Linked DNA regions of Homo sapiens: region 2 is linked to region 1. The links are chromatin loops, found by intact Hi-C in ENCODE. Cell type or tissue: tibial artery. All regions are shown on one strand. Each heading gives the region's core, and the rest is flanking DNA. Links, peaks and the distances in the headings are about the cores only.

Region 1 (16,533 bases), core at 3,248-11,247:
CCCCCTTCTGGATTATGGGGTTATCATTAGGAAGCACCAGCTGTCCAGCCAGGGATAACATTGTCCAGCCCCCTTGCTACCTTTTTAAAAATTCAGATTGGCCGGGTGCAGTGTCTCATGGCTGTAATCCCAGCACTTTGGGATGCCAAGGCAGGTGGATCACCTGAGGTCAGGAGTTCGAGACCATCCCGGCCAACATGGCAGAACCCCGTCTCTACTAAAAATACAAAAAATTGCCAGGCGTGGTGGCTCACGCCTGTAATCCTAGCACTTTGGGAGGTTGAGGAGGGCAAATCACCTGAGGTCGGGAGTGCGAGACCAGCCTGACCAACATGGAGAAACCCCATCTCTACTAAAAATGCAAAATTAGCCAAGCATGGTGGCACATGCCTGTATTCCCAGCTACTCAGGAGGCTGAGGCAGGAGAATCGCCTGAACCTGGGAGGCGGAGGTTGTGGCAAGCCAAGATTCCACCATTGCACTCCAGCCTGGGCAACAAGAGTGAAACTCTGCCTCAAAAGAAAAAAAAAACACAGAAAATTAGCCAGGCGTGGTGGCGGGCACCTGTAATCCCAGCCACTTGGGAGGCTGAGGCAGGAGAATCGCCTGAACCTGGGAGGTGGAGGTTGCAGTGAGCCAAGATCGTGCCATTGCACTCCAGCCTGGACGACAAGAGCGAAACTCCATCTCAAAAAGAAACAAACAAAAAAAAGGCTGGGTGTGGATGGCTCACGTCTGTAATCCCAGCACTTTGGGAGGCCGAGGCAGGGGAATCATGAGGTCAAGAGATCAAGACCATCCTGGCCAACATGGTGAAACCCCATCTCTAAAAATGCAAAAATTAGCTGGGCGTGGTGGCACACGCTTGTAGTCCCAGCTACTCAGGAGGCTGAGGCAGGAGAATCACTTGAACCTGGGAGGCAGAGGTTGCAGTGAGCCGAGATCACGCCACTGCTCTCCAGCCTGGCAACACAGTGAGACTCCGTCTCAAAAAATAAAAAAATAAAAAAAATTGAGATGAAATTCACATAACATGAAATTAGCCACTTGAAAGTGGGCCATCCAGTGGCAGTTAGTATAATCACAGCGTTGTGCAGCCACTCCGTATATCAACTTCCAAAACACTTTCGTCACTCCAAGATTTGAAAAGCCTGTACCTATTAAGTAATCACTTCCTACTCCTCCCTCCCCGCAGCCCCTAACAACCACCAAACTGCTTTGTCTGTATGGATTGACCTATTCTGGATATTTCTTATAAAAGGAATCATTCAATATGTGGCCTTTTGTGCCTGATTTCTTTCATTTAACATACTTTCCAGGTTTATCCACGTTGTAGCATATATCAGCACTTCATTCCTTTTTATGGCTAAATAATATTCCATTGCATGACTAGACCACAATTTGTCTATCCAGTCATCCACTGACTGATACTTGAGCTCTTTTCATCTTTGAGCTGTTGTGAATAATGTTACACACATTTGTGTACAAGTACTTGTTTGAACACCTGTCTTCAATTCTTTGAGAATGGAAACCTAGAAATAGAATTGTTGGGTCAAGATGGTAATTCTGTTGAACTTTTTGAGGAATAGCCATACTATTTTCCACAGCATCAGCTTCCTTGGATTTTGGTGGGATCACGTGACTGAAAACCTGTTACTGCCGATTGCAAGTGAGCGGAGGGGATCTTTGTCACATTGGGGCACAATGCTTCCCACAGGCCTGGCCTAGGCATAGTTGACTGCAGAGGACTCCAGGGTTATACAGGAGGGAGGAGCCACAAGAAGGAAGGATGTACTTCCTGGATGAAGGCTGCCTGAACACAAATAGCCACATTTATGGTACAAACAAGAAATAAACATGTGTTAAGCCACTGAGGTTTTCAGGCTTTCTCAGCCACTGCACCTCATGTTATCTTAACTAATGCATCACTCAAGTGCCATCACTCAATTCCCAGCTTCCTGGTGGAGTTCCACATATGTGGTCCATTCCTGCATCTCAACTTGCCTGTATCAGAAACGATATTTGTCATTTCTATTTTTTTCCCCCATTATTTCTATTCTAGGCAGGGATATGTTGGTTGCAAGGATCAGAAACTATTCAAACTAACTGAAGCAGAAGGCAGGGTTTATTATAAGACTACCGAGATCTCATGAATGCTGGAGGTAGAAAAACAAAATACCTCCAAGCCTCCTGCAAACGATCAGAGGCATAGCAAAGGGAAGTGAAGGGCAGAGAAGATGCATGTCCCTGAGTGCCAGTCAATGGGGATGCCACAAAGATAGAGGAGCGAACTTTCACCATTTTGGTTTTTGCATTGAGTTCCTATCTTTAGCTATGTTGAATATGAAACCTCTGGTTTGTTAGGTGTTTCGTATTAGCTTCCAGGAAAATTCTGGTCCCCGGACTCCATTTATCTCTCCACCCTAGGACAAGGATCCTTATCTCTTACCATAGAGAGCCAAAGCAAGTACTACTGTTACAGAAACATCAGGGGCTCGGTCTAGGTCCTGCTGCTTGCCACACAGAAAGCCAATCATTGAGATGACAGAAGAAGGCTTTAATCGGGTGCTGCAGCCAAGGAGATAGGAGGAGCTCAGGCTCAAATCCATCTCCCAGACCAACCAAAACTAGTGGTTTATACAGCAAGGAATAAATGTAACAATGTGTAAGAAAACAGGAACTAGGTGGGGAAGGAAGCAATCATGATGAACGAAGGGCCTGGAGTCTTTTTGTCTGGATGGGGTGATCTGGTGAGTTTCAGTTCTTTGATACTTTTTTTTTTTGAGACAGAGTCTCACTCTGTTGCCCAGGCTGGAGTGCAGTGGCACAATCTCGGCTCACTGCAACCTCCGCCTTCTGGGTTTAAGCTATTCTTCTGCCTCAGTCTCCTGAGTAGTTTGGATTACAGGCGCCCGCCACCACACCTGGCTAATTTTTTTGTATTTTTAGTAGAGACGGGGTTTCACCATGTTGGCCAGGCTGGTCTTGAATTCCTGACCTCAAGTGATCCACCTGCCTCGGCCTCCCAAAGTGCCGGGATTATAGGCGTGAGCCACCGCGCCTGGCCTGATACTTTTTTTGAGAGGCCTGAAGGTCATTTCCTGAGGAAGGAACTCAGATAAAACAAATGTAAGTTTCAAGCTTTAAGACCAGAAGGGTCCATTTCTATGTGTGTATATATATATATTTATTTTTTTTAAATGATCTATGGGACATTGGGTCGGTTTCACTATCTCCACCTCCCCATCCAGGGCCCACGTGGTCTCTGGTCTCTGCTTCTCTCCTGCAACTGTTCCACACTCCGGATCTAGACCATTATCTTCTGCCTGCTTCTCCTTTCCTGCACTCTACTCCCCACCGGAGATGGCCCAGCCCTTACATCTGAACATCCAGACCTCACTGGCTTCTTTCTGTCCTCTGAAATCTTAAGTTGTGCATGCTCCACTCCTATTTGTCACCTGGAATTTATTGCCTTGTATGGCTGGTTCCTTCCTTAGTGCATGTCTCTCATCTCAGGGCACAGGGCAGGGCCACAGTTTGATGCCCAGGTCAGAACCTGGTTCTACCATATGTCACCTTGTGATCTCAAACAAGTTATTTAATATCTCTGAGCCTTGGTTTCCTCATCTATAAAATGCATAGAATAATCAATGTACTAATTGTGTTTTTAAAAAATAAAAATAAAATGGGTAGAATAATGGTACTCACTGTTCTCACAAGGATTTTTTTTTTTTTAAAGATAATGCAGGTAAAGTGCTTAATAGAGTACCTGATACACAGTAAGAGCTCCCAGTACCAATGGTTCCAACTCTCTCCTCAGTCTAGCAGGGGCTTAGTGAGTAGCAGATGTGATGATTGAGTCAGTCAGTGGTTCTTAGACTTCCAGATGATCAGACTCAGATGAGGAGTTTGGGGAAAGATTCCTGCCTCTTCCCCCTATGCAACTGGGTCAGAATCCCAGAGTTGGGTTTGGGAATCTGAGATTCTAATTATCAGCCAGCTTTGACACCTGCAACTGGGTCAGAATCCCAGGGTTGGGTTTGGGAATCTGAGATTCTTATTACCAGCCAGCTTTGACACACTCAGGGAGACTCTACCAGGCTGGGTGGGCCACCTCCAGTGGGAAATAGGGAGAAAATGCCGACATCCACCTCAGTTGGGTCTTTCCGCAAGCAGTCACAGGAATTCCCCCTCACTCAAGTCCTTGTTCAGTATCGCTTCCTGGGAAGGTGGCTGTCTCCCTCCAAGCCCTTCCTAGTCCCTCATTGCACTTTTCACTCCCTGATCCTGGAGTGTGTGTTTATTTTTCATCATCTGTCTCTCCCACTGTTCGATGAGGGCAGAGACTTGTGCCCCTGGCAGTGTCTAACACATAGTATGTGGCAAGTACATTTGGCAAATAAAAGAATGAACCAGTCTCTGTTAACCCTTGCTTTCCCATCACTTCACAAGATCTTGGGCAGATTTCAGAGCTTTCGGATCCCTTTCCTTATTGACGCTCAGCCCCGTCTGGTTTAGAACTCTAATCTCTTATCTGACTCCAAGATGACCCCCTCCCCACCACAGTTGGGCTTGCAGCTACAGGGTTTTGCACAAGGTCAAGCAATCTGCCTTCCCGTCTTCCTCCTCTCTGACCTAGGGGTGGAGGGAAGTTTGGTCTGTCTCTGGGACAACCCTCCCCTTCTCTTCTCCAGCTTCTTAGCAGTAGGAGCTGGGAGCTGGAAATTCAGGATAAAGGACAGCAGTCTCCTAGTGTAGCTGTCACATTGCAGTCTTCTCAGGGTTGGTGGGTGCTGCTTGCAGGTCTAACCCTTACTGGGGGCAGCTTCCAGAGGCTGGTGCCTTGCGGGATGCAGACATGAGTTCACCTAGATCCAAGGCAGGCCTTCCATTGCCTGATTCCCTAACATGAGCAACCTGGCTCCACTCCACCACACACCTGAGCTGTCTTCACTGGCAGTTACACCCACAACCTCTTGCTGCTGGGGGGTCCTTTTGCCTGGAGGCAGCCACCTTCCACCACGTACCTTGGACGCCTGGGAAACTCACACATATGGATGTTCAGGGCCACACATGGGTGGACAGGTGCCTGTCCCAGCCTGCTCTCTGCCCTCTTCTCCCCTGCTCAATGAGGCCCATCCAGAGATCGGTGCATCCAGAGATCAGCACGTCCAGGGCCTGGGCATTATCTGACCGGGATGGAGTACCAGGCTCTGCTTCCGCAGGGTACACCTGAGCCCTATAGGGATTCTTTTGCAATCTTCCCCCTTCATTGGGCTTAGAGGCATAATGAGGGGAACAGCCCCTCCTCCCACATATACACCCTGGGGAGAAAAGGAAATTGCCCCTCTCCCACAAGGCCCAGTACAGTGACTTCCTCTCTTCATCAGTCTTGTGGACCCAGAACCACAGGGCAAGTCCCAGTGTACAGGCAGTCCAACAACCAAGCACTTCTTTATCTTCTGATCAAAGCTTCCAGCTTAGAGACTCCGCCAAGTACAACGAGCCCATGGGCCTTGTGAAAGCCAGGCTCCTAATACAGCGATAGAAACATAATTATTGTTTCCTCCTCCCTCCATTCCTTCCTCCTCCCTCCATTCCTTCTTTTTTCAATTCTCCTAGTGGCTAAAGGACTATAAACTGAATTGTTGCATATGACTTCCAGGAAGTGGTTCTGAAAGAAGAAGGCAGGAATTTCGCCTTCTTCCTTATGGCTACAAGGTAGACATGATGGCAGGAGCTGCAGCAACTATCTTGGGCTATAAAGTAGAGACTCTAATATGGGTGCCAGAGCAGTGTAGTAGAAGGAGTTTCTGACAATCATAGAACTGCTTTTCCAACCCTAGGCTGCCTGCCTCTGGTTCATTTACACGAGAAAGAACCATACTTTATCTTGTAATACCACTCTTTTCAAGCTTTCTGCCTCTCACAGCCAAACCTCATCTGCTAGCCTTGCTCTTGAACTTGAGGCCTGCTCCTTTTTGGAAAAATTATTTTCTTGAAATAATCAGAACTGAAAGATAAATGGAAAGGAAATGACTTTTGCATTATAATTTAATATTTTTTAAATGTGCTTGTGCATGACTTAAATTATCTCTCCTACCACAGGTGGTACCTACCTCATGCTTTAGAAAAACCTCACAGGTTTCAAAGTCAGTTGAACCCAAGTTAGAATTTAGTTTCTAAGATTTACTGCTGTGTAACCATGAGTAAGTTACCCAACATTCCTAAACTTTAGTTTTGCTTTATTAAATAAAAATTAAAATATCTTTCTTCAAGAATTTATCAAACAAGTCCAGGCATGGTGGCTCAAGCCTATAATCCCAGCACTTTGGGAGACCGAGGCAGGCAGATCACTTGAGGTCAGGAGTTCGAGTCCAGCCTGGCCAACATGGTGAAACCCTATCTCTACTAAAAATACAAAAATTAGCGGGGCTTGGTGGCACGCGCCTGTAATCCCAGCTACTCTGGGAGCTGAGGCGGGAGAATCACTTGAAACTGGGAGGTGGAGTTTGCAGTGAGCCGAGATTGTACCACTGCACTCAAGCCTGGGTGACAAAATGAGACTCCATCTCAAAAAACACCAAACAAATTTTTATTATACATCTGCTATTTGCATGATATTATGCTGAAGATATGGAGAAAAAGACAGGTAAGACTTTGACCTTCATGGAGCTTGAAGCCCAATGGGGAAGAGATGAGAAAGAAAGCAAATAAATACACGAAATCATCACAACAAATAGTATACTGTAATGGAGAATAACAGCATGGGAACACTTGGAACTGGGAGCTCATTCCCTTCAAGGACTGAAAGAATAACCTTATGTAAAGCTCTGAGCACACTAGCCAGTTACATGACAGTCCTCTTCTAGAAGCTGCCAGACCTGCTCCCTTCAGACTGGGGCCTGCCGTAAACAAAGCCCAAGTGGCCCAGCATGCACCCTGTGCGTAGACCCTACGCAGCCAATCCAATCTGTGCTGCTTCTGTCCATCTGAAGATGGATGCAGGTCAGGATGGACAGACAGAAGGCCGTACACAGAATGCCACCAGGGAAAGCTATTGGCTGCAGAAGCCCTGCCTAGCACAGACTCTCTACTGAGCTGGCTTTGTTCCTTTGCATAATGGGCACCACCTGGGTCCCAGGGAATGCAACTGGCATCAATTAGTTCTCATAGAGCCCAAGCTGGAGCACAGCCTGGCTCTCCTCCTAGGTACTGGCTCTGGAAGCAGCCAGCTCCTGGTCTGCGTCTTTTACTCCTAATGACCTCCATTGGTGACCTCTTCCCAATCAAGCAGGGCCCACTAGGCACACAGCTGCCACCATGATGAGAAACCTGGTTCTCAGAGCTAAATGATCAGACCCCAGCCACCACTGTATGCCTGGAGGGGCCCGATGAACTAAGGACAACTTAAGCAACAGAGGGACTCTGAAAATTCTGTTTCTGGCTTTTATTCTCAGAATTTCATTCCATATAGAGGGACAGGCAGTCTAGAATTGGTGGTATTGCACAGCACCTAAGTGGCTACTATGCAGGCAGACAGGCAGGATGGGAGAGACCCAGTCCCTATCCAGCTGTTTCCAGTGGTCTAATCTCGGGCAAGGGACTTAACTTCCCTAAGCTTTGGTTGCCCCATCTTAAAATGGGCATGAAAATCATAGTACCTACCTCATGTTTTGGGCAAAGGATTAAGTGCAAGAATCCATGTAAACATATTTAGGAACTGTTCAGTGTGTGTTTGCTATGATTTATCTTCTTCATTTACTCAATAAATGTTTTTGAGCATCTAATATGTGCTAGGCCCTATTCTAGGCTCTGGAAATGTCACACATCTGATGAACATCCATTTGTTAGGCTACAAGGCATTTAAACCGGGCAAGAGTTTGTGATGTACCTGCCCCACTGTATGACTTGGCTTTTTCTCCATAACCACCCAGAAACTCAGTGGCTTCAAGCAACAGATGTTTCTGCTTTCTCATGACTCTATGGGTGATCCGAGCAATTCTTGTGTTCTGGACCAGGTTAGCCAGAGGTGGGTGGTCCAGGATGATACATGGGTCCTGGGCCTCAGTTGGGATGTTTGCAGCCACCTTCCCCATGGTTTCTTAACCTACAAGTGAGAGGTGACAGCATGCTGGCAGTCCTCAGAGCCCTCGCTTGCTCTCGGCACCTCCCCTGCCTGGGCTCCCACTTTGGTGGCATTTGAGGAGCCCTTCAGCGCCCCCTCTGCACTGTGGAAGCCCCTTTCTGGGCTGGCCAAGGCTGGAGCCCACTCCCTCAGCTTGCAGGGAGGTGTGGAGGGAGAGGCACGAGCGGGAACCGGGGCTGCGTGCAGCGCTTGCGGGCCAGCTGGAGTTCCAGGTGGGCGTGGGCTTGGTGGGCCCCGCACTCGGAGCAGCCAGCCAGCCCTGCTGGCCCCGGGCAATGGGGGACTTAGCACCCGGGCCAGTGGCTGCGGAGGGTCTACTGAGTCCCCCAGCAGTGCCGGCCCACCGGCGCTGCGCTCGATTTCTCGCTGGGCCTTAGCTGCCTTCCCGCGGGGCAGGGCTCGGGACATGCAGCCCGCCATGCCTGAGCCTCCCACCCACTCCATGGGCTCCTGTGCGGCCTGAGCCTCCCCGACGAGCACCACCCCCTACTCCACGACGTCCAGTCCCATCGACCACCCAAGGGCTGAGGAATGCGAGCGCAGGGCACAGGACTGGCAGGCAGCTCCACCTGCAGCCCCGGTGCGGGATGCACTAGGTGAAGCCAGCTGGACTCCTGAGTCTGGTGGGGACGTGGAGAGTCTTTATATCTAGTTCAGGGATTGTAAATACACCAATCATCACCCTGTGTTTAGCTCAAGGTTTGTGAGGGCACCAATCGACACTCCGTATCTAGCTGCTCTGGTGGGGCCTTGGAGAACCTTTATGTCTAGGTCAGGGATTGTAAATACACCAATCAGCACCCTGTGTTTAGCTCAAGGTCTGTGAATGCACCAATCGACACTCAGTATCTAGCTGCTCTGGTGGGGCCCTGGAGAACCTGTGTGTCGAAACTCTGTATCTAACTAATCTGATGGGGACGTGGAGAACCTTTGTATCTACCTCAGGGATTGTAAACGCACCAATCAGCGCCCTGACAAAACAGGCCACTCGGCTCTACCAATCAGCAGGATGTGGGTGGGGCCAGATAAGAGAATAAAAGCAGGCTGCCCGAGCTAGCATTGGCAACGGGCTTGGGTCCCCTTGTGCACTGTGGAAGGTTTGTTCTTTTGTTGTTTGCAATAAATCTTGCTACTGCTCACTCTTTGGGTCCACGCTGCTTTTCTGAGCTGTAACACTCACCGCGAAGATTTGCAGTTTCACTCCTGAGCCCAGCGAGACCACGAGCCCCCCGGAAGGAACGAACTACAGACGCGTTGCCTTAAGAGCTATAATACTCACCGTGAAGGTCTGCAGCTTCACTCCTGAGCCAGCGAGACCACAAACCCACCAGAAGGAAGAAACTCCGAACACATCTGAATATCAGAAGGGAGAGACTCCACACGCGCCACCTTAAGAGCTGTAACACTCACCGTGAGGGTCCGCGGCTTCATTCTTGAAGTCAGTGAGACCAAGAACCCGCCAATTCTGGACACACAAGGAGGGTACAATGGTCTTGTTCAGTAGGTGCCAGAAGGTCCCACGGTAAGAAAGAAGGCAAACACCAACTCACAAGCACTTTCCTCTGCTTGTGACACATTAGCTATTTTTACATTGTCCAAAGCAAGTCACAAGGCCAGAGTCCGTGGGAGGGGACCACCCAAGGGCATGGAACGAGGGAACCAGGAACAAGTGGGAGCTGTTACTGCCACAACCAACTACACTGACCCATTTCTCAGTGGTCTCCGAATGTTTTTGATCATATATCCCTGTATTAGTCTGTTCAGGCTGCCATCACAAAATAACACAGACAGAATAGCTTAAACAACAGAAGTTTATTTTTTCATAGTTATGGAAACCCAAGATCAGGGTGCTGGTATGGTTGGGTTGTGGTGGGGTCTCTCTTCCTGGTCTGCAGATGGCTGCCTTCTTGCTATGTTCTTACATGGTCCTTCCTGGATGTATGCACAGGGAGAGAGAGCACAATATCTCTCTCATCCCTCTCTTACAAGGTCACCAATTCAATTGATTAGGACCCCACCCTTATGACCTTATTTAACCTTAATTACCTCCTAAAAGCCCCATGTCCAAATACAGTCACACTGGGGATTAGGGCTTCAACATATGTATTTGTTGGAACACAGTTCAGTCCATAGAAATCTCTATTTTTTAAGACATTTGCAGCTCCAATACATGCATATTTATGTATACATTATATATACATTACATTAAAAATTTTTTAAAGATGAGTTAAAGATGTAATATTTTAGTGTTAATTTTGATGGCATTTTTTTATTAATAAATAATATTGCAAGGCACAATACACACTAAGGGTGAGCTCATGAATGACAGTGGACATAAATCCATCTTTCAAGGGACCCTCTTGATCATTTTAGTTTGGGGGGCAAAGAGGCTGACTTCTTGGCAGATTTCATTTTACCTCATAATGTGCTGATATAGAGCTGATACTAGCCACATAAGCTCTGCCAATTTCTTATGGTTTTCTGGGACTTATACTATTAGTATTATCTTTAATCTTCAATCTATAATAATCTATTAAAACATTTTCATTTTGTAAAGATCAATTTTGGTAAAACTAGATCATGGGCTGGGTCCAGTGCCTCACATCTATAAATCCTAGCAATTTGGGAGGCTGAAGCAGGTGGATCTTTTGAGGCCAGGAATTTGAGACCAGCCTAGGCAACACAAAAAGACCTCATCTCTACAGGAAAAAAACAAAAAACAAAAAAAAAAAACCTGGGTGTGGTGGCATGCACCTATAGTCACAGCGACTCAGGAGGCTGAGACAGGAGGATTGCTTGAGCCCAGGAGTTCGAGGCTGCAGTGAGCTAAGATCGCACCACTGCACTCCAGTGTGGGGGACAGGGCCAGATCCTGTCTCTTTAAAAACAAAAACAAAAAATGGCCTAGGTTGTGTAGTTTATAAATCCATCTACCCACTTGCGAATAGACCAAACTATCTCAGATTCCCCTGAGTGTTGATGTGCAGGTGGTGAGGTTACCAGCACCGGCCCCCACATCACAGAGCATTCAAGGCTGCACCTGTGCCATGGGTGGCAAAGGAGCCTCTGAGGAAAGCTATGACTGTCAAGCTGAGTCCGTTTTGTGCTTTGTGGGTTTTTAAAATTTTTGTTTAATACTTTTTGGTGTTCTACACATTCAGAGAAACTTTTCTAGTAACAAATGATAGAAATGATCCTTGAAAGTATCATCTTCTGAACATTAAAAGATTAGGAAAGTATAATTGCTTTGTTATTTTTTTAGCCCCAAAGTTCCAATATTTTTTCACACAACCCAGCACCTTGTGCTGAGCGCCCCACTTGGAAACCACTGATTTGCTTTATCAAAAAAAAAGTGGTTTTGTACATGATATTAAAGTGTAAAACAATGCCTTATGCCCAATGTTAGTAGCAACTGAATAGTTTATATAAAAGTATCTGGTAAGTAGGGCTTGGTCTTATATAAAATTGGAAATCTGGCTGGGCGCGGTGGCTCATGCCTGTAATCCCAACACTTTGGGAGGTTGAGGCAGGCGGGTCACTTGTGGCCAGGAGTTCAAGACCAGCCTGGCCAACATGGTGAAACCCCGTCTCTACTAAAAATACAAAATTAGCCGGGCATGGTAGTGTATGCCTGTAGTCCCAGCTACTCAGGAGGCTGAGGCATGAGAATCACTTGAACCCGAATTGCTTGAACCCAGGGGGCAGAGGGTGCAGAGAGCTGAGATCAGGCCACTACACTCCAGCCTGCAACAGATCAAGAATCTGTCTCAAAAAAAAAAAAAAAATCAGAAATCTATGGGATTGCGAGTGATTTACTCAAAAGAAACCAAAAAAGGCTTTATATTCACATGAGTCTGTGGCCCCTGGGGAGGATATCCTCAGCTCCCTCTCCACTTCCCTGACCATGGACTGGGCTTTAGGACTCTAGTCCTATGTCCCATTAGTTTTCTACAACTGTCATAACAAATTACTACAAATTCAGCCACTTAAAACAATAGAAATTTGTTCTCTTACAGTTCTGGAGGCCAGAAGTCGAAATCCAGGTGTCGGCAGTGTCAGCAGGGCCACGCTCCCTCTGAAGGCCCTAGGAGAGGCTCCTTTCTTGCCTCTTCCAGCTTCTAGTGCCATCAGCATTCCTTGGCTTGGACGGCTTTGCTCTGTCTTCACTTTGCCTTTTCATCCATGTTTCTGTCTTTTCCTCTGTGTGTCCTTTATCAGGACATGTGTCATTGGATTTCAGGCTCACTTGGATAATCAGGATGACCACTTCATCTCAAAATCTTTAATTACATCTGCAAAGACCCCGTTTCCAAATAAGGTCACGTTCGCAGGTTTTTAGGGTCATCATTCAGCCCACTGCACACGTTCTCCCTGCAATGTCAATGGATGAATTGGGGTCCAGAATGAGAGTTGGGGCACCGTGTGGACCAGCCTCTGTCTTTCCCTCCTTCCTGACTCTGCAGGGCTCCTCTGAACACCATGCTTTATCATGGAAGCCTTCCTCCTTGTATTTTACAGTCAACTCACATCTTCCATGAGGAGGAAATGCCTGAGACTTAGAAAAGGGGTCCTATGGTTCCTTCTCCCTGTCTTCCCACAATCATTCCATGCATTTCCTCTCCTCTATGATGCTTCAAAGCACTCTCTGGGCAACCACCAGCCTAGTTTCTGATCTCCAAAAAAGGAGCCACCCTTTTGGTGGGTTTATCATGTCAGCCCAACAGCAGTAAACCTGGCCAGCCCCATGGCAGAGTTCTTGCAAACAGGGAAGGGAAAAGTGGACCCAAGAGACTTTCTCTGGGCCTAGGAATCAGACTATTTTCAAGTCTAATCAGGGGCCGGGTGTGGTGGCTCATGCCTGTAATCCAAGCACTTTGAGAGGCCAAGGTGGGAGGATTGCTTGAGTCTAATAGTTCAAGACCAGCCTGGACAACATGGCAAAACTCCATGTCTACAAAATATACAAAAATTAGCTAGGGATTGTGGTGTGCACCTGCAGTCCCAACTACTTGGTAGGCTGAGGCAGGAGGATTGCTTGAGGAGGCAGAGATTACAGTGAGCCAAGATCACACCACTGCACTCCAGTCTGGGCAACAGAGTGAGACCCAGTCTCAAAAAATAAGAATAATTAAAAATAATAATAATAGGCAGTGCTCCTAGAATCTGAGGATACCCTGGCAGTTGGCAGGGCAGTGGTGCTGGCTTGGGGTGAGAAAACATCAGACAAGAAGACAGAAAAATAGCTGGGTGTGGTGGTAGGGCTAATGTGCCCCAGCCTTGAGGTCACACTTCAAGGAACTAGAGAAACAAGAACAAACCAAACCCAAACCCAGCAGAAGAAAAAAAAATAATCAAGATCAGAGCAGAACTAAATAAAATGGAAACAATCAAACTAACAAAACCTATACAAAAGATAAATGAAACAAAAAGCTGGTTCTTTGAAAAGATAAACAAAATTGATAGATCATTAGCGAGATTCACCAAGAAAAGACAAGAGAAGATCCAAATAAGCTCAATTAAAAATGAAATGGGAGATACTACAACTGATACCACTGGAATACAAAAGGCTACTGTGGACACCTTTATGCACACAAACTAGAAAATCTAGAGATGGATAAATTCCTGGAAATATACAACCCTCCCAGATTAAATCAGTAAGAAATAGAAACTCTAAACAGACCAATAACAAGATTAAGACAGTAAAAAAAAAAAAAAAATTGCCAACAAAATAAAGCCCAGGACCAGACGGATTCACAGGCATTCAAAGAAGAATTGGTACCAATCTTATTGAAACTCTTCCAAAAGACAAAGAGGGAATCCTCCCTAAATCATTCTATGGAGCAAGTATCATCCTAATTCTAAAACCGGAAAAAGACATAACAAAAAAAGAAAACTATAGACCAGCATCCCTGATGAACATAGATGCAAAAATCTTCAACAAAATACTAGCTAACTGAATCCAACAGCATATCAAAAAGATAACACACCCATAATCAAGTGGGTTTCATAGCAGGGATGCAGGGATAGTTTAACATATGCAAGTCAATAAATGTGATACTTCACATAAACAGAATTAAAAACAAAAATTATGTGATTATCTCAATAGATGCAGAAAAGGCATTTGGCAAAATCTAGCTTCCCTTCATGATTAAAACTCTCAGCAAAATTGGCATAGAAGGGATATGCCTCAAGGTAATAAAAGCCATCTATGACAAACCCTCAGCCAACATTATACTGAATGGGGAAAAGTTGAAAGCATTGCCCCTGAAAACCGGAACAAGACAAGAATGCCCACTTTCACCACCTCTATTCAACATAGACTGGAAGTCCTAGCCAGAGCAATCAGACAAGAGAAAGAAATAAAGGGCATCCAAATCGGTAAAGAGGAAGTCAAACCATCGCTGTTTGCCGATGATATGATCATATACCTATAAAACCCTAAAGACTCATCCAAAAAACTCCTAGATCTGATAAATGAATTCAGTAAAGTTTCAAAATCAATTCAGGAAGCAAAATCAATGTACACAAATCAGTAGCATTGCTATACACCAACAGCGACCAAGCTGAGAAATAAATCAAAGACTCAATCCATTTCACAACAGCTGCAAAAAATAAAATAAAATAAAATACTTAGAAATATACTCAACCAAGGAGGTGAAAGACTTCTACAAGGAAAGCTACAAAACACTGCTGAAAGAAATCATAGACAACACAAACAAATGGAAACACATCCCATGCTCATGGATGGGTAGAATCAATATTGTGAAAATGACCATAGTGCCAAAAGCAATCTACAAATTCAGTGCAACTCCCATCAAAATACCACCATAATTCTTCAAACAACTAGAAAAAACAATCCTAAAATTCATATGGAACCAGAAAAGAGCCCACATAGCCAAAGCAAGACACAGCAAAAAGAACAAATCTGGAGGCATCACATTACCTGACTTCAAGCTATCCTATAAGGCCATAGTCACCAAAACAGCATGGTACTGGCATAAAAATAGGCATGTAGACCAATGGAACAGAATAGAGAACCCAGAAATAAAGCCAAATACTTACAGCCAACTGATCTTCAACCAAGCAAACAAAAACATAAAGTGGGGAAAGGACACCCTATTCAACAAATGGTGCTGGGATAATTGGCAAGTCCCATGTAGGAGAATGAAACTGGATCCTCATCTCTCACCTTATACAAAAATCAACTCAAGATGAATCAAAGACCTAAATCTAAAACATGAAATCATAAACATTCTAGAAGATAACTTTGGTAAAACTCTTCCAGACGTTGGCTTAGGCAAAGAGTTCATGACCAAGAACCCGAAAGCAAATGCAACAAAACGAAATAAATAGATGGGGCCTAATTAAGCTAAAAAGCTTCTGCAGAGCAAACCAAATAACCAGAAGAGCAAACAGAAAACCCACAGAATGGGAGGAAATATCCGCAAACTATGCATCTGACGAAGGACTAATATCCAGAATCTACAAGGAACTGAAACAAATCAGCAAGAAAAAACAACGTCATCAAAAAGTGGGCAAAGGACATGGATAGACAGTTCTTCAAAAGAAGATATACAAACGGCGAACAAACATGAAAAAATGTTAAACATCACTAAGTATCAGGGAAATGCAAATTTAAAAACACAATGAGAAACCACCTTACTCTGCAAGAATGGTCATAAATAAAAAATCAAAAAATAATAGATGTTGGCATGGATTTGGTGACAAAAGAACACTTTTACACTGCTGGTGGGAAGGTAAACTTGTACAACCAATATGGAAAACAGAATGGAGATTCCTTAAAGAACTGAAAGTAGATCTACCATTTGATCCAATAATCCCACTACTGGGTATCTACCCAGAGGAAAATAAGTCATTATATGAAAAAGACATTTGCACACACGTTTATAGCAGCACAATTCGCAATTGCAAAAATATGGAACCAGCCTAAATGCCCAGTGACCAATGAGTGGATAAAGAAAATGTGTTATATGTACACCATGGAATACTACTCATGTGAATAGCATTCATAGCAACCTGGATGGAGTTGGAGACCATTATTCTAAGTGAAGTAACTCAGGAATGGAAAACCAAACATCTTATGTTCTCACTTACAAGTGAGAGCTTAGCTATGAGGGCGCAAAGGCCTAAGAATGACATAATGGGGGGCCGGGCGCGGTGGCTCGCACCTGTAATCCCAGCACTTTGGGAGGCCAAGGCGGGCGGATCACGAGGTCAGGAGATCAAGACCGTCCTGGCTAACACGGTGAACCCCGTCTCTACTAAAAATACAAAAAAATTAGCCAGGCGCGGTGGCGGGCGCGTGAACCCAGGAGGCGGAACTTGCTGTGAGCCGAGATCGCGCCACTGCACTCCAGCCTGGG
Region 2 (16,533 bases), core at 3,255-11,254, 200 kb before region 1:
ATTATAAATGTGGACAAAAAAGCAGAGTTGTATGAGAGAAACCAGTGACTCTGTCACCAGTGGGAATCACAGATCATTTGACATTATCCTGCAACTGTGGCAAATTCTCAGAATACCATTTATGCAAATCATTATTTCAATATTACAGTGACCATTCAACCTGCCACTAGATAGCGTATTTACTATAGTAATCAAGAAACACATATATTAAAATATTAAAAAGTCCACACTTGGGATATATATGTTTTAGTATAATTGATTTCCTTTGTAAACCTGTGCATAGTATTTTATGCATTTAAAGACATTATCTTGGAACTCCTGCTTCCAGGAAGAAAATAGATTTGCTTTTCCCTATTGCTTCTGCCAAGCATAAATAAAAATCCTGGATATTACACAAAAGAAAAGATAAGAAGACTCTGAAGGGTGGAAATGAGACAGACCAGACAAGGACCGCAGAATCCGGGGTACAACACAGTGGAGAGTTCCCTGGGTTGTCTTTTTGCCTCGTATATCCCAGACTTGGAGCTGAAAAGCCTGGCAGCACAAAAATACCATCAGGCATGAGCCCAAAAGCCACCCCAAAAGGCCTGCTGTCTCTAGTCAAGCCTAGAAAAAAAGCTTAGCAAGATAGATAACTCGGACGATGACTGCTCCACTCCAGCCACAGACCACAGGAACGAACACTGTGGCCAACACCCACGTGAGCAAAGCCAGGCGGAAGGCCCAGACTTCTACATTTCCAAGGCACCCCAACACTCCCACCGGGGTGGGATCCGAAGAGGCCAAGCAGGGAGCCAGGACTTCCATTCCAGCCAGACCTTAATGACTCCCATCTCCTTCTCCACATCCCCAACCTGCCAGTATCCATGGAGCTGGGACATCCACCCCACCCAGCAGTAATAAGGGATCCCTCCCCCTCCCTACTGGGGTGGTATCAGACGGGGCCTTTAGTAGGGTCAAGACTTTCACTATTGTACAGCAGTAATGAGAAATAAGTTCCCTCTAGAGTGTCAACAGAGGCCAAATGGAAAACCTGAACGTCTACCTCCCCTAGCAGTAATGAGGCAGTGCCTCCCCCTTCCCCATCAGGGTGAGGTCACAGCTTCCACCCACAAGTGGACCTCTACCACCCTCATTGCCGGGAAGGTGCTTTGCACTCAGAGCCTGGCTGGCCTCTACAAAGGCCTGGTGCTACTCTCCTTAGAGATATTCCCTTCTCCAGCATCTACTTCCCACCATTTGCCAACTTTAACCACCCAGGGTTCAATGAGCTTACTGGAAAGGCATCCTCTACTCATTCTTTCAGGTCAGGCTGTGCAGCAGGTTCCATAGTTTGCAGTCACGGTGACACTTCTGGACATTCTGAAAACTTGAGTCCAAACCCTCAAAGAAGGCCTGGGATGAGGACATTTGTGGCAGGGTCACCACTGTGCCAGCAAACTCTGGAGTCCTGGCCCAAATATTTTCACTGGAGACTTCTACCAAACACTTAAAGAAGAATTAATAGAAATTCTACACAATCTCATTCAGACAATAATAAGAAGAACACTTTCCAATTAATTTCATGAGGCTAGTATTACTCTGAGACCAAAATCAGACAAGGATACTACAAATCTTTTTAAGAACAGACCAGCATCCTTCACTAACATAGATGCAAAAATTCTTAGTGAAATATTAGCAGATATAACTCAGCAATATATAAAAAATAATACGCCATGACCGCCATGAAGACTTTATGTCTTCATAAAGAGAGCAGGCTGCCAGGCCCCATCACAGCACCTCTCTGGGAATGCTCAGGACATCTATTTCATTGGTATTGGAGAGTATATCTTAAGGTGTTTTGAGTAGATAGAGCTGGAGTTTGAGTCCTTGTACTCATGGCTCTCTCTCTCTCTCCAGCCCATTTTACTCAGCCTGGATGGGGCAAGAACAGGATAGGCCACCTGTAGCATGTCTTCTTCTCCAACTTGTAGTGCTACCTCTACTCAGAAGTAACAACCCTATTCTAATAAGCATGTTGAGCATGGCCTTATTCTCCCTTCATACCTGCATTTATTTCCTTTGTGGGTACAGCTACCAGGGGCTTTCAGAAACCCCCAACCACCACTAGATAGTGTATTTACTGTAGTAATAAAGAAACACATATATTAAAATATTAAAAAGTCCACACTTGGGATATATTAACTGTTTTAGTATAATTGATTTCCTTTGTAAACCTGTGCATGTATTTTATGCATTTAAAGACATTATCTTTTGATAATAAAACTGCCATGAAGACTTCATGTCTTTATGAAGGGAGCAGGCTGCCAGGCCCCATCACAGCACCTCTCTGGGATTGCTATTACTATTATTATTATTATATTACTATTACTATTATTATAAACTATTCAACAACAAAAATAGTACTTGCTTTTGTTGTATTAATTGCAGGACCTTAACAGATAGTCAAGATAGAAGGGCTGTTTCTGTATTTTAATATTTCTATTTCACACTCAAACTCAGCACAGTTGAGTCCGTTTGAGGATTTAATTTCGTTAATCTTGAATTAGACAACTTATGATGAATCCTCATGCTGACTTTGGGGAAAAGGAGGATCAGAAGTTCAAGGGGACCATGACAGCCCCTAGTCAGCACCTAGTTTGAAGCCAAGCACAGCCTTTCAAACCCTGGAAGGCAGATGAATGAGGCCAGCTCTGACTGAGCAGCCTGGGCAAAGTCAGAGCAGCCACCCTTCTCAATCCCTCCTCCTAGAGCACAGGCCCTCACAGACCCCTCCCTATCAATGTTCAAGGAACACTATTTGAAATAAACATGAATGGTTAAAGAAAATGTACATGGAGCTTAACGAAAATGAAATGCATCAAAATTTGTGGGACACAGCTAGAGCAATGCTGGGAGGCAAATTTATAGCAGTAAATACATACATTAGAAAAGAGAAAAAATATCCAATCAACCGTTTACTCTCCCACCTCAAAGATCAAGAAAAAGAAGAGCAAAATAAACCCACCACTAACAGAAGAAAGACAACAATAAAGATAAGAGCAGAAATCAATAAAAGTGAAAACAGAAAAACAACTTTAAAACCCCTAAAACACAGAACTGGTTCTTCGAAAAGATCAATAAACTGTATGAACATCTAGCAAGACTGAAAACAAAAAGAAGATACAAATTACACATATCAGGAATGAAACAGGGTGTATCACAACAAACCCTGTAGACATCAAAAGAATACTAAGGAAATACTATGAACAACTCTACACACATAAATTTAACAAATTGGATGAAAGGAACCACTTCCATGAAAAATACAAACTACCACAACTAGTCCCTTATGAAATAAATAATTTAAAAAGCCCTAAAACTATTAAGGAAATTGAATTTGTAATTTTTAAAAACTTCTCCAAAAAGAAAATCTCCTGGCCCAAATATTTTCACTGGAGACTTCTACCAAACACTTAAAGAAGAATTAATACAAATTCTACACAATCTCATTCAGAAAACAAGAGGAAGAACGCTTTCCAATAAATTCATGAGGCCAGTATTACTCTGAGACAAAAATCAGACAAGGATACTACAAATCTTTTTAAGAACAGACCAGCATCCTTCACTAACATAGATGCAAAAATTCTTAGTGCAATATTAGCAGATATAACTCAGCAATATATAAAAAATAATACGCCATGACCAAGTGGGGCTTATTCCAGATATGCGAGGCTGGGTCAGTATTTGAAAATTAATCAATGTACTCTACCTTGTTAACAAGCTAGAGAATAAAAATTTTATAATCATGTCATCTGATGCATAAAAGGCATTTGACAAAATTCAACACCCATTTTTACGACAATAACCCTCAGAAAAATGGGAATAGAGGGATACTTCCCCAACTTGATAAAAAGCATCTACAGAAAAGCTACAGCTGACATTAGGGACAAGGCAAGGATATTTACTCCTGCCACTTTTATTTAACATAGCAGTGGAAGCACTAGCCAGTGCAGTAAGGAAATAAAGGTAATACAAAGCAAAGAGATCACAAAGGAAGGAAGAATTAAAACTGTCCCTGTTTGCAGATGACATGATTGTCTATGTAGAATATCCCAGGAATACATACAAACACACACACACACTCCCTCCTAGAATTAAGTGACTTCAGCAAGGTAACAGGTAAAAGACAAACAAAAATCACAATCAATTGTACATATATATACATATATATATGCAATGAAAACTTGAATATGAAATTTAAAATTAAACACTATGTACCATTGCTCAAAAAATGGAATACTCAGGTATAAATCTAGCAAAACCTTTACAGGACTTGTGGGCTGAAAATTACTGATGAAAGAAATCAAAAAATATCAAAATAGAGAGACATACCATGTCCATGGTTTGAAAGACTCAGCATCATGAAGATGTCAATCGTCCACTTCCTCTATGCATATTAACTGTGTAGAAAAATGGGTAAAATATGTTACTTAGAACAAATTTGAATATATTTGCTTTGTCTTCTAGGGAGGTAGGGAGATAGAGGCAAGACAAATATTCCGTTCTGCTTGCTCCTTTCGTTTACAGTGAAATGGAGAATGGTGCCGAGGGAAAGGAACTCCTGAAATTTCAATGCTTCTCCCAGTTTTCCTGTGACACTAGAGGAGGGACCTGAAGATAAGTAGAGTCCCTTTGCTTAGTAGAGCACACAAAGTGTGCTGAGCACTGTGATGTGTCACCCAGATCTGCCTTCAGGGAAAGGGATGTATTCCCCATCTGCTGGGAGTGCTGGCAAAAGACAACTCTCAGCTGTCAGCCCTCTTCAAGGATTGCTTCAACTGGAAAGAAAATTGCCTCCCCCAAGGTCATGTCTCTTTTAGGGACAGCCTGCATCCAGTAAATAAATTGGTGCTGGGAAATAAAGGCCCAGCTCCTTGCTCCAAATCAGAACAACTCTGAAGAATCATCCCAGCTTCAGAGCAACCAGTAGGATCAGCTAAGGCCTCCACTGACACTTAAAAGAAATCAACTTCTCCTTGTACCTTCCTGATCTTTCCCTTCCCTTCCACAGATACTGATTCCTAGAGCATTTCCTAATAAATGCCTCATGTGCTAATCTCTAATCTGCTTCCTGAGTAACCCAACCTGCAATCACTGGTGCCAAGAATGGTCCAAGAAAGCACACATTGGTACGGAATCATGCAACTAGCATGTGGACCCCATCACTTATGGTGAAGCTCAGCTCCTGGTGATGCTGACAGGGTGTTGGCTATCGCTAAACTTGATCGTCACTTTGAAACCCCATCTCTACTAGAAATACAAAAATTAGACTGGCATGGTGACAGGCGCCTGTACTCCCAACTACTTGGGAGGCTGAGGCAGGAGAATTGCTTGAACACAGGAGGCAAAGGTTGCAATAAGCCGAGATCGCGCCATTGTGCTCCAGCCTGGGCGACAAGAGCGACACTCTGCCTCAAAAAAATAATAATAACAAACAGCTGAGGGTGATTAACTGGCCACTTAAAGCTACATGTAAAAGCCAGAGAGTTTTCCAGGGAGTATATAAGAAGGTGCTGATCTGCTGCCAAAGGGCAGAGAAAGCTGAGGACCAAAGCTAGACTAATTGAAAAGGTAACCAAGCTCTTAACCTAACCTTGTTACAGTCAAGGCCCCACTGGGAAAGAATTGGATTCTGACACGTGGGACAGGGATATCTGGGCTAACACACCAAAATTTTGATCCAGAGATTGAGAATAGTCATGTCAATAAAAAGTTATTGTCCTGTGTCCAGTTTTTGTACCCACACCAATTTTTAGACCCAGAATCCATTGACTAAAGCAGAGATAGGTCTTAGGAGGAAGGATTCAGCAACACCAGAGCAAGTGTACATGGTAATGATTCTCGCAGTCTTTGCCTAAGAGGTCCTACAGCCATCTACTTAGGCAACTGTACACTGAGGGAAAAGGAATACCCAAACAGTTCAAGGACTGTCAGCACGGGATATCCATTGGCATTGACACCTAGAGACCCAAAGCTCCATCATGCCCCCCCCATTATAGTTGGGGGTATATGGAGGCCAGGTAATATATGAGCTCTCAGCCAGATTTGACTCACAGTAGGCTTACTGGGTCTATGGATTCACCTGGTGTTCATTTTTGTGGTTCCCAAAAACTCACTTGATAGTATAACATCTACATTAGTTTCATGGTCTCTGGGATGAGAGCTATCAGAATGGGGAAGGCCTTCAGAAAAACTCTAAAACAGCCTCTCCCAGCCAAAACAGTAAATCAACAGCAATGCTGTGTCCCAGAGGGAATGACACAAATTAGTGCCACCCTTATAGACCTAAAGATGGAGAGGTTGTGATTATTCATTAACTGCATTTTATTCACAAGGCTGAACCTTGTAAAAACTAGACAGATGCTAGAAGATGGCATTGGAGTGCTGTAAACTCAATCAAGCAGTTGCAGCTGCTGTGCTGAATATGGTATCTTTGCTATAAAATATTAACTTGGCCTCTGATATGTGATATATAGCCTTTTATCAGGCAAATGCATTCTTTTTCATCCCTATCAGAATAAAAGTATCAAACCCAGTTTGTGTTCAAGATACATTTGTAGCTTTGCTCCTGATCTATGTTAACTCTTCTGCTCTCTAGCATAATAGTCCAAAGAGATCAACCTGGTTTTGTTCCCGTGGCCACACAGAACAGGGAACCTGACTGCAGTCCCACCTATCTGGAACTATGGAGAAAGAGCTAATTCCATCAAAGAAAGTGGAAGTTCCAACAGGAAGAGGCAATGGAGGCTGGGCAGCCCCAAGCACAAATGTCCCTAGAATCATCTGATTACAGGGAGAAGAGTGTCTTGCCTCTTTCAGTTGCTTCACTCACACATCCATTCACATACTCACCTACTCATTTATATTTTTTCATACTAAGCTATCTTATCTGGGAGGTATAAGAGACGAAACATGGTCTCTGTCTCTGGGTACTTACCATTGTCCTGGGGTCAGAAAACAGGCATGAAAACCATGATTAAACCACAGAGGATGGAGTACAGGTCAAAGACTGGAGCAGCTGTTATCCAGTTACCAATAGAAGTCAATATCCTTGGAGATTTAAATAAAGTGGGCCAGGGGAACAAAGTCAAGTCCATCATGTATTCCCTCCCTTAAGCTTGATCTGAGGGAGACAGAGAGTGGAAGAAGGTGGCATTCATTCATCCCCACTGTGCTCCCCACTAGACCAGTCCGGCTTCTTATTGAATAAGCTTATGAAGCTTCTTGCTGTCATTCTTGGGCAAGATAAGCTCATCTCTTGGCACCTAAATTTATTTGATATCAAATGCATACACTAATACGTATCTCTTAAAAGTTACTGTAAAGATATATATGTTTAAAAAATGGTAAACACCCAACAAGAATTCTTGCATCATGGGAACTCGACCTAAGTGAGTCCCCGCAATACCCTCTCCTTTCTCTATTTGTCCCAGAATCCAACAGTGCAGCCCCATGCTTCGTGATAGAAAAGTGAGGTATAAATTGACATCTTTGCTTTAAATAAGCTTTACTGGGAACTGAATCCACTGACCTGCTGTCATTGTAAAGGCTGAGTGTGTTCAATAAATTGTTTTAAAAGAAAATCCATCAATCGATGGCTATCTGCTATTCAATTATCTGCCAGTTCTATTTTCCTCAGCTACTTTATTTTTTTTTTTTTTTAATAGAGATGAGGCCTTGCTATGTTGCCTAGGCTGGTCTCTAACTCCTGGACTCAAGCATTCCTCCCACCTCAACCTCCCAAAGTGCTGGGATTACAGATGTGAGCCACTGCACCCGGCCCAGCTACTTTATTCTTAACAGTGTCTGAAATAAGCCTGATCATGCATAAACTCACAGTGATATTCTTGCAGAGCTTAACAAACGACTTGCATTTTTCCATGTCTTCCTTATATTTTTATATATTGTTTAGTTTAAAAATAAGATGAATGATTTATAAAGTCAGAAAAATAATGATACTAAGAATTGAAACAAAATCACTGATGTATGCTCCTGCTGTGTCACTAACGCAGGCTGTGCACCCTGGGATAAGCCCCATACCCTCTCTGGGCCTCAGTCATCTCATCTATTGAATGAGGGGATTGAACCAGATGTTCCCTCATGGTCCTTCTGAGGACCTTGGCCTCTACATGTATGTCAGAGTCTCTCCCCGCCCAGAATAGGATATTTTACAGCACGACTAGCCAGCAGGAAACTCTCAATCTTCTCCAAGTCCCAGCAGGCACAGCAGCAAGCAGAATTCTGTAAAGTGGGCAGTGCCTGGCGTGTCCCAGAATAACAGTCAACAATCAAATGCAGAAATCAGCCTTATTGCTGTGAAGTACAAGGCTGTGTCTGCTCCTCTTGGGTTCTGTTCCATCAGCTACGAGCATCCAGGAGTTAGCCTGTTCACCGTGAGTCAGGTTTGCAGTCAAAAAACAACACAATGAACTATGCTCTCTGAGCAGGTGCGCTGACCACAGGGAAGGGATGCTGAGAGTTAAATAAACCCAAAACCAAATCACCCCTAATGAACAGATTCATTAAGACACACATCCTAACTACCTTGACAATAAGCATGAGAAATTGGTGCATAAATACAGTCTTACCGTGATTTTTCTTTTCTTAGTCCAGGCAGGCTGATTTCTATTCAGGCTGTAGCTGCAGCCCCTGAGTATTATTACCTGCTGATTATCATAATAGGCACCTGAGCAAGAATGGCTTGATAAATTGCTCATGCACTGGTGTATTTAGCAGGGCATTCATTCAAGCAGCCAGAGCATTCTTCATCCTTCCATTGGAGTGGAAAATAACCAGTAGCAAAGGCAGAAGAAAGACATGGGTAATAAATTTTAGGAGGGAGGGAGGGTAAGGAGAGAAGGGAGGGAAAGGAGGAGAGGAAAGGAGGCGAGGGACGTCCATCTAATGATAGAATATCAGACCTCACTTGGTCAGCATCCACAGAGGGCATGGGTTGGCTTGGGAGACCCACTGTGGGCTTAGCTTTGTGTCAAGGCCAGCCTTTGCACAACATGTGCCAGGAGACCAGCTGTCTGGACGTCAAAGGATACTGGCAAACACAAAGCAATGGGGACAGAGAGAGAGAGCGCAGTTCAGGAAAACCCAACACACGTGAGGAAACAGTACGCTTCTCGGGAGGCAGCACGGGGTAGTGGGGAAGGAATCTGGGCTTTGGAGAAGCCTTCCTGAGCTTGATTCCCAACTTTGCTGCTGACTTACAAGCTGTATGGTCTTGGCCAAGCTACTCAATCTCTCTGTTACATAGTTTCCTGACCTACAGTATACGTAGATTGGCAATGGCCACAAATATCTTGTAGCTCTTTTCTTTGAGAGGTGGAGCCTATTTCCCCAACCCTTGAATCTGGACTGCCTTGTGGCTGATTTTGCCCAATAGAATAAAGCAGGGGTATTGTATGAGTCCCAAGTCTAGGCTCTGATAAATTTAGAAGCTTCCACTCCTTCTGTTGGAATTCTGCCACCATGTGAACAGCCCAGGCTGGCCTACAAGGATGAGAGGCTATGCGAGGAAGGGATGAGTGGTTCCAGCTGAGGGTCCCTAATACAGTAGCCTGCCAACCACTAGACTTGTGAAGGCACTGTAGGTTGACTTGTGAGGTCAACCAGTCCCCAACAACTCACCAGGAGACGGAAAGCCAGAGGATCAGAAGGACTGCCCAGCTGACCTACAGAACTGTGAGTAATAACTTTTTTAATTGATTTAAGCTGAACAGTAAACACACCTGATAGCAGTAGTGTAAGCATGCCCTTAGAATGACCCTATGGCAGATGCACCTGAGTGTGTGTTTTGAGTTAGGGAGTCCAGGCATGCCCAACCCAGAGATTCATTCCTTATCTATGAGAAGCATCTGAGACCCCGGTCAGTCCCGTTAAATACAGGCTCTACAGAGGATTTGAGGCCCTGAGTTTTGGGTTAAACGAAGATTACCAGGTGGAGGTTGTTAAAGGGAGGCTGTTAAGTCAAAATGCTAGAGAAACTGCAGGCTGTTAGCAAGTGGTGGTGGTTATCTTGCCCAGCCCACTACCACAGGGCTCTGCAGTTATGTTGTCCAGCCCGCCACCACTAGGCCGTTTCTGTATGTAAGGCAGTTATCCTGCCCAGCCCACCACCACTGGACTCTCTCCCCTGTATGTAAGCCCCTAATAAAACCCCATGTCTCATTTGCTGGCTCTGGGTCTCTTCTTCAGTCTCTTGAACCTGGTGCCTTCCTTATTGAAGTGGGTAGGGGTTTGACACAATGTGAGCCACTATGTTTTGGGGTGGTTTGTTACGCAGCCAAAGCTAACAGATACGTGAGATATCCATAATTCCAACCTCATAGAGTTTCTATCTATAAAATACTTCACTGCATAGTATGCAGTAAATTTTCAATCAGATGTCTGATCAGGGGCTCAGATGCCCCTAGTAGCTAAGGAATGAATCTCCGGGTTGGCCACACCCGGGCTCCCTAACTCAGAACACACATTCAGGTGCGTCTGCCATGTGGTCATTCTAAGGGTGTGCTTAAGCTACTGCTATCAGGTGTGTTTCAATAGTTATTATTACTATTATTGTTTGTCATTATTATTAATATGTCCATTGTGTGAGGTAGGACAATGTAACAGAAAGGGGTTTAGGGACCAGACAGGTCTGGATTCGAATCTCAGTGCCACTGCACTGTAGATAAATGACTTCTCTGAGTTTCAGTCTGTTTATCTGTAAAACTGGGATACCAGTATCAATTCCGCAGGGCTGTTGTTGGTGTTGAAGATGTGTGAGCATGGCTTGGAGTAGGAATCTCAGAAAGAAACATGGGCCCACCGCTTGTGCTACCTTTGCATAGCAAGGACAGCAGGACCCTGAGCACCCACTGTGTGCATCATCCTGAGCCCACCAGGCTGCCCCCAGTTTCTGGAGAGAGCATAGAGCCCTGAGGCACCTACAGGGCTCACTTCACCCTCAGAGAGTTCTCATCTCTTGCTTGAAGTTGGACAAGAAAATGCTCCAAAGAAGATTGCACCTTACACATTTGAGGCACCTGAGAAACACCCGCCCCATGACCTAGGCCAATTTGCTACTAGAATTCTGGTTCAATAACACACGGATGTGTCTCCTAGCAAGATTGATTTTTTTGTTTTGTTTTGTTTTGTTTTGTTTTGTTTTGTTTTGTTTTGTTTTGTGACAGGGTCTCAATTTGTCACCCAGGCTGGAGTTCAGTGGCATGATCATGGCTCACTGCATCCTCTGCCTCCCAGGTTCAAGCGATCCACCTGCCTCAGCCTCCCGAGTAGCTGGGATTACAGGCATGCACCATCATGTCGGGCTAATTTTTGTATTTTTAGTAGAGATGGGGTTTCACCATGTTGGCCAGGATGGTCTCGAACTCCTGACCTCAAGTAATCCACCGGACTTGGCCTCCCAAATTGCTGGGATTACAGACATGAGCCACCACGCCCGGCCAAGCTTGTTATTTTTAACATGTTCACTACATCAACATTTTTTTAATTGATTACCAAACATGACATTTTGAAAATATACAGTTTCACATCAAGAGTTTCTTATCTAGTAGGTCTCGGGTAGGTACTAGGAACCTGTGTTTTTGAAAAGCTCTGCAAATGATTCCAATGCACAGCCAGGTTTGGGAACCTTTCAATTTATTAAAATCAGATAATGGTACCTGCATTCTGAAGCAAGTCATTTAACTCATTTGTTTTTGCTATGTGAAGTTTCATAATCTCAGACCTCATAGTTGTGTGATTAAGGGAGCCTCTAAATGAGAAAAACAAGAAGGGAAATCTAGTACATTCCTGAACAAGTCATTCCTTTATGGGTACTTTCAAAGACAATACTGGGAACGTAATAGAAATTCCCCTGGCAAAAGCCTATGCCCAGTCCATGGATGGAGGCACTAACCTTGCAGTCATAGCCCTCTTGGGTGCAGCCTGGCTCACTGCAGGGAAGTGCGCTGGACCCTGGGGATACATGGGTGAAGAAAGCAGATATGGCCTGTACCCACACGAAGCTCACATCTCATAGAGGACAGACCAATGTGTCATGACGAATCATGATGAGCGTCATGAAGAGAAAAAGCAAGGAGATAAAGTTAAGAATAAGAGGCCAGAGCACTTTAAATGAGGCAGTCAGAGAGGGCATCTCTGAGGAGGTGACATTTAAGCTGAGACCTGAAGGGAAAGATCTCTTCCTCCAGGAGGAGAGCAAGGTAGAAGGCGCTGCAGTAGGAAATGGGGTGTTATTCTAAACAGCATTCCAGAAGCATCAGGCCAACTTTAGGACTGATTGAGCTACCCACAGTTCCTAAAAGAGGAGGCCATGTGTCACCTCAGGGTTATCTCTTAGGGAACAGCCATGCCCTCCTATGGTCTTCTTCTGTGGGGGACTTTGCCACAGAATCCTGGGCCTAGTGAGATTCAATGTGACTATGCCTCAGAACAATGGAGGTTGACTTTGGCAACTTCTCAGAAAACTCGAGGTTGTGAACTCTGAGCTACAAAGAGTATACAGCAGGCACACACTAGCCCCTGGCCCTCAGGGAAGGTTGACCAAAGGTGCTGTAACAAATGCCAACATCTGTGCAGGGACCCACGTGTTGAGCAGAGCAGGAAACCCACACTTCAAAATTGCCTTAAAATGACCAGGGTTCTGCGTTTGGGAGTTTGGCAACAGAGCAGGTAGCCAACCCTCCCTCTTATCACAATCTGGAAGCATAAAAGCAGGAATAGCATCATAACATAAAAAAGGGGAAAAAAACTCAGCAGTGAGCACAGTTATGCTTTAGCATCAAGCATCTTTATGTTATTTTTCATCCATTTTCATCACCGTTGAGTCTCCATGGTTTATGATTACCTTACGACATTTTTAAAAAGAAATTAACTTCAACTTTCTAGCAGCTATCTGCTAAGATACAGCTGATGACTCATAAAATGTGAATCACAACACTGGCAGGCCTGGCTGGAAGCCATTAGTGTGCAGTGGTTACTCAGGCCCATATTCCCCGAGTTACAATTTGCCACTTTTCAGAACCCAACACATGTTTGTTCCCTCTCATTTGGGAAGAATATGGAACAAGGGCTCTTGAATATGGAACAAGGCCTGAAGAAGATGCTGCCCTGGACTTGTGGTAGTCCTGTGGGCCAGATAACCCAATGGCCAGTATGAACCTCCCATTTTAGAGGCGTAAAAGGGTTTCTTTCCCTCCCTTTCAGTTAGGAGTATGTCACCCAGTTCTGGCAAGTGATACATAACGAGAGCAACTGAGAAGGCCTCTGCCTTCCTGCACTGAAGGAGAGTTGCTGGTGTTTCCCTTTCCCCTTCCTTCTTGCCTCGGATGTGGATGAGTATCCGGAGTTTTAGCAGCCATTTTGAAGACCTGAGGTAACAGCATCAGGATAAAGGTGAAGCAGTTAACGATGAATGGAGGCAAAAGACAGAAAAAGATTTTAAGTCTTCAATGACACCATTGAGCTACTGGGCCGACCTGACACCCACCCACCTCCAGACTTCTTTGTAAATCAGATGATAAAGAACCTTAGGACTTCTGCCTTGTGGTTAGTTTGGTATTCTGTTACTTCCTACAGAAAGCATTCCTGATTGACGTGGGAATTGAGCATCTGTGGCCTAGATCCCATATGCTACCTTTTCTTCCTGGGGCAAACGTGAAATGTTGAACGAGGTAAGACATTCAGATATGATGCTAATTACTCTCTAAGGCCCTTTTCCACCTATCTCTTCTTCATCCTCACTTAAACTGGCCCACTTCCAGTCCTGATTCTCTCTCTCCTGGACCATGCAATAATTCCTTAATGTATTTCCCCACTTCCTGCCTTCCCATTCCACACTTTCCCTTTTGCCAGCATTAGGTCCCAGAGTACCTTCCTAAACAAGTCATTCTTTTATCTCCCACTCACCCTAAACCTTCACTGGCTCCCCACTGCCTCCCAAGAAGAGCTAGACTCCTTAGGTTGAAACTCAGGGTAGGACTTTATAGTGGTTAGGAAGGCAGACTTTGGACCAAATCCCAGCTCCACCACCTCCCATACATCATTCCTTGGCAAATTGCTTGACTTTTCTAAATATCTGTTTTCCTATCTGTAAAATAAAAATAACAATGAGAATGTCTACTTCCTAATGTGCTGAGAAATAAGTGATGCAATGTAAGGTACAGCACTGTGCCTTACACACAGTAAGAATTCAGCCAACCTAACTGGTATTACTAATCTTCCTGAATCTAGTTTCAGCCAGCTTTTCACCACTCTGTCTCGTAAGCACAGCCTGCACTCTTTCAAATAGGCATCACCCTTTCCTTCCTTTGCTAATCACCTTACCCTGCCCATAGCATGCTCTCCTGCCACTACTCTCTTCATTACATAAAATCCCAGGCATTGGCTGGGGGTGGTGGCTCACGCCTGTAATCCCAGCACTTTGGGGGGCCAAGGTGGATGGATCATTTGAGGTCAGGAGTTCGAGACCAGCCTGGCCAACATAGTGAAACCCTGTCTCTACTAAAAATACAAAAATTAGCCAGGCATGGTGATGGACAACTGTAATCCCAGCTACTTGGGAGGCTGAGGCAGGACAATCACTTGAACCCAGGAGGCAGAGGTTGCAGTGAGCCAAGATCGTGCCATTGCACTCCAGTCTGGGAGACAGAGCAAGATTCTGTCTCATAAAAAAAAAATAAAAGAAAATCCCAGGCATCCTTCAAAGTCTAGCTCAAATATCACCTCCTGCATGAAGGCTTTTCTGACTGCCAGGGTCATACATGAACAGCCCCACCATTGAATTCACATGGCATTTGTTTATGGTTTATGTATCACTTTTCTGACACTTAGTACAGAAGTCAACTGGCCACATTTCTCCACCCCAGGCTGACCTCATCCTTCCATCCTAGGCTGTCCCAATCTCTCCACCCCAGACTGGCCCCATCCCTCCACCACAGGCTGGCCTCATCCCTCCACCCCAGGTTGGCCCCATACCTCCATCCTATTCTGGCCCATCCCTTCACCCCAGGCTGGCCCCATCCCTCCACTCCAGGCTGGCTCCATCCCTCCATCCTAGCCTGGCTCCATCCTTCCACCCCAGGCTGACCCCTTCCCTCCACCCCAGGCTGGCCCCATCCCTCCACCCCAGGCTGGCCCCATCCCTCCACCCCAGGCTGGCCCCATCCCTCCACCCCAGGCTGGCCCATCCTTCCACTCCAGGCTGGCTCAACCCTCTATCCTAGGCTGGCCCCATCCCTCTATCTAAGGCTACTGCTCCTCTGGAGAAAGTCTCCTTTAAATGACTCCACCCTTGGGAGTTTCAGCAACTCCTCCCTGCCCTCTGGTCTCTGGATTGAGAGATGACAGCTCCTCTGCTTGTAGTAGCTACTGGTTCCTGCACCATACTTCATATTTCCCTACCCTTCACCTTCACCTTTGTTGACAAAACCTCAACAGTATTAAGGGCCCTGCTGAAATGCTTGCCTGTGGGCAAATAAGGTGAAGGATTTGACTCTTCATGGACCTGTGCCCATGTGGATTCATGGCTAGAAGAGGGACCCTACCATGCTCCTGACTCCTGGGAAAATCCTACCCTGGGTTGGCAGAGTCTCATAGACACCAGTTGCTGTCTGCCAGAGAACAGCTGGTGGGCCTGCCCCAGCCCTGGTGGGGTGCTGTGCAGGATCTGGAAGCAGCTAAGGGGAAGGAGTCCCACCCCCTCACCCAGATGGTTTTGGTCTCTGGGAGGGCTTCAAGGAGGACCTCGCCCTCCAGGGACAGAGGGACAGCTTTTCAGTGGCTGTGATTAGACTTCGACTCCTCTGCATTTCCTGCAGGGCTTAGGGCACCTTCTAAGTTCAGATTTATCTCTTCTAACCCACACCACTCACTGGCTGAAAAATGATTGAACAGTGGTCCACCCAGGCATGGATTCCTCTTCAGCCAGAATGAGTATGACCCAACATAGAAGTCTTCTTTGATATAATTTTAAGAGGAGGGATGTGGAAGTCAGTTACACAACAATGATGTAGTTTAATCGCATTTTGGTAAAATACAAACTGTGAATATGTTTGTGAATGCTCCTGGAAGGGCCTAGGAAGGAAAAGCACAAACTGTTAACTCGCCCAGGGAAGACAGGTGGGAAATATTCACTTACTACTTAAAGAAAAAATATGTTGATTTTGTAATTAAAAAAAAAATCTACAGCTGTCTTTGCTATTCAGCAGGCCTAGCTTTAGATCAACGAATTGCCTGGGGCAATGGACCAACAGGTGGGTTTGGCTTTTCTTCTGGGCTGCTGTGGTTTCACCAGCTGACCCCTCCTCTTCCAAAAACGTAAAGTGTGAATTCACCACGTTGCAGGAACCTCGGCTTTCAGTGCGTGTGGACTTAGCTGGGGGCTGAGGGGCTGCACACCCTGGAAAAACAAAGGCAACTGCTGCTCCAGAAGCCCCACTGGGAGAGCCCTGTGGGGCGACTACATCTTGACCTGCA

What was found. Peaks named below come from ENCODE experiments on the same cell type or tissue, not always from the same donor. Only the 100,000 strongest peaks of a DNase experiment are listed, where the experiment ranks them.
Region 2: a loop joins it to region 1, with 13 times the contacts of the local background. A loop is called at or near these places in 4 of 110 quality-filtered maps.

What each region holds. Positions count from the first base shown.
Region 1 is chr10:118,774,602-118,791,134 of GRCh38, forward strand. LINC03036 (long intergenic non-protein coding RNA 3036) reads right to left here. Exons shown (of 4, transcript NR_186540.1): 4 at 9,943-12,441. Among named protein-coding and RNA genes, the nearest start is that of CACUL1, 28 kb to the left of the region's middle. In tibial artery, for the core only: no CTCF peak of the experiment used is centred there; no DNase peak of the experiment used is centred there; H3K27me3 peaks cover 312 bases.
Region 2 is chr10:118,571,778-118,588,310 of GRCh38, forward strand. It overlaps the pseudogene SLC25A18P1. Among named protein-coding and RNA genes, the nearest start is that of PRLHR, 16 kb to the right of the region's middle. RefSeq lists an enhancer at 12,807-14,006. In tibial artery, for the core only: no CTCF peak of the experiment used is centred there; a DNase peak (open chromatin) is centred at 6,794; H3K27me3 peaks cover 1,017 bases.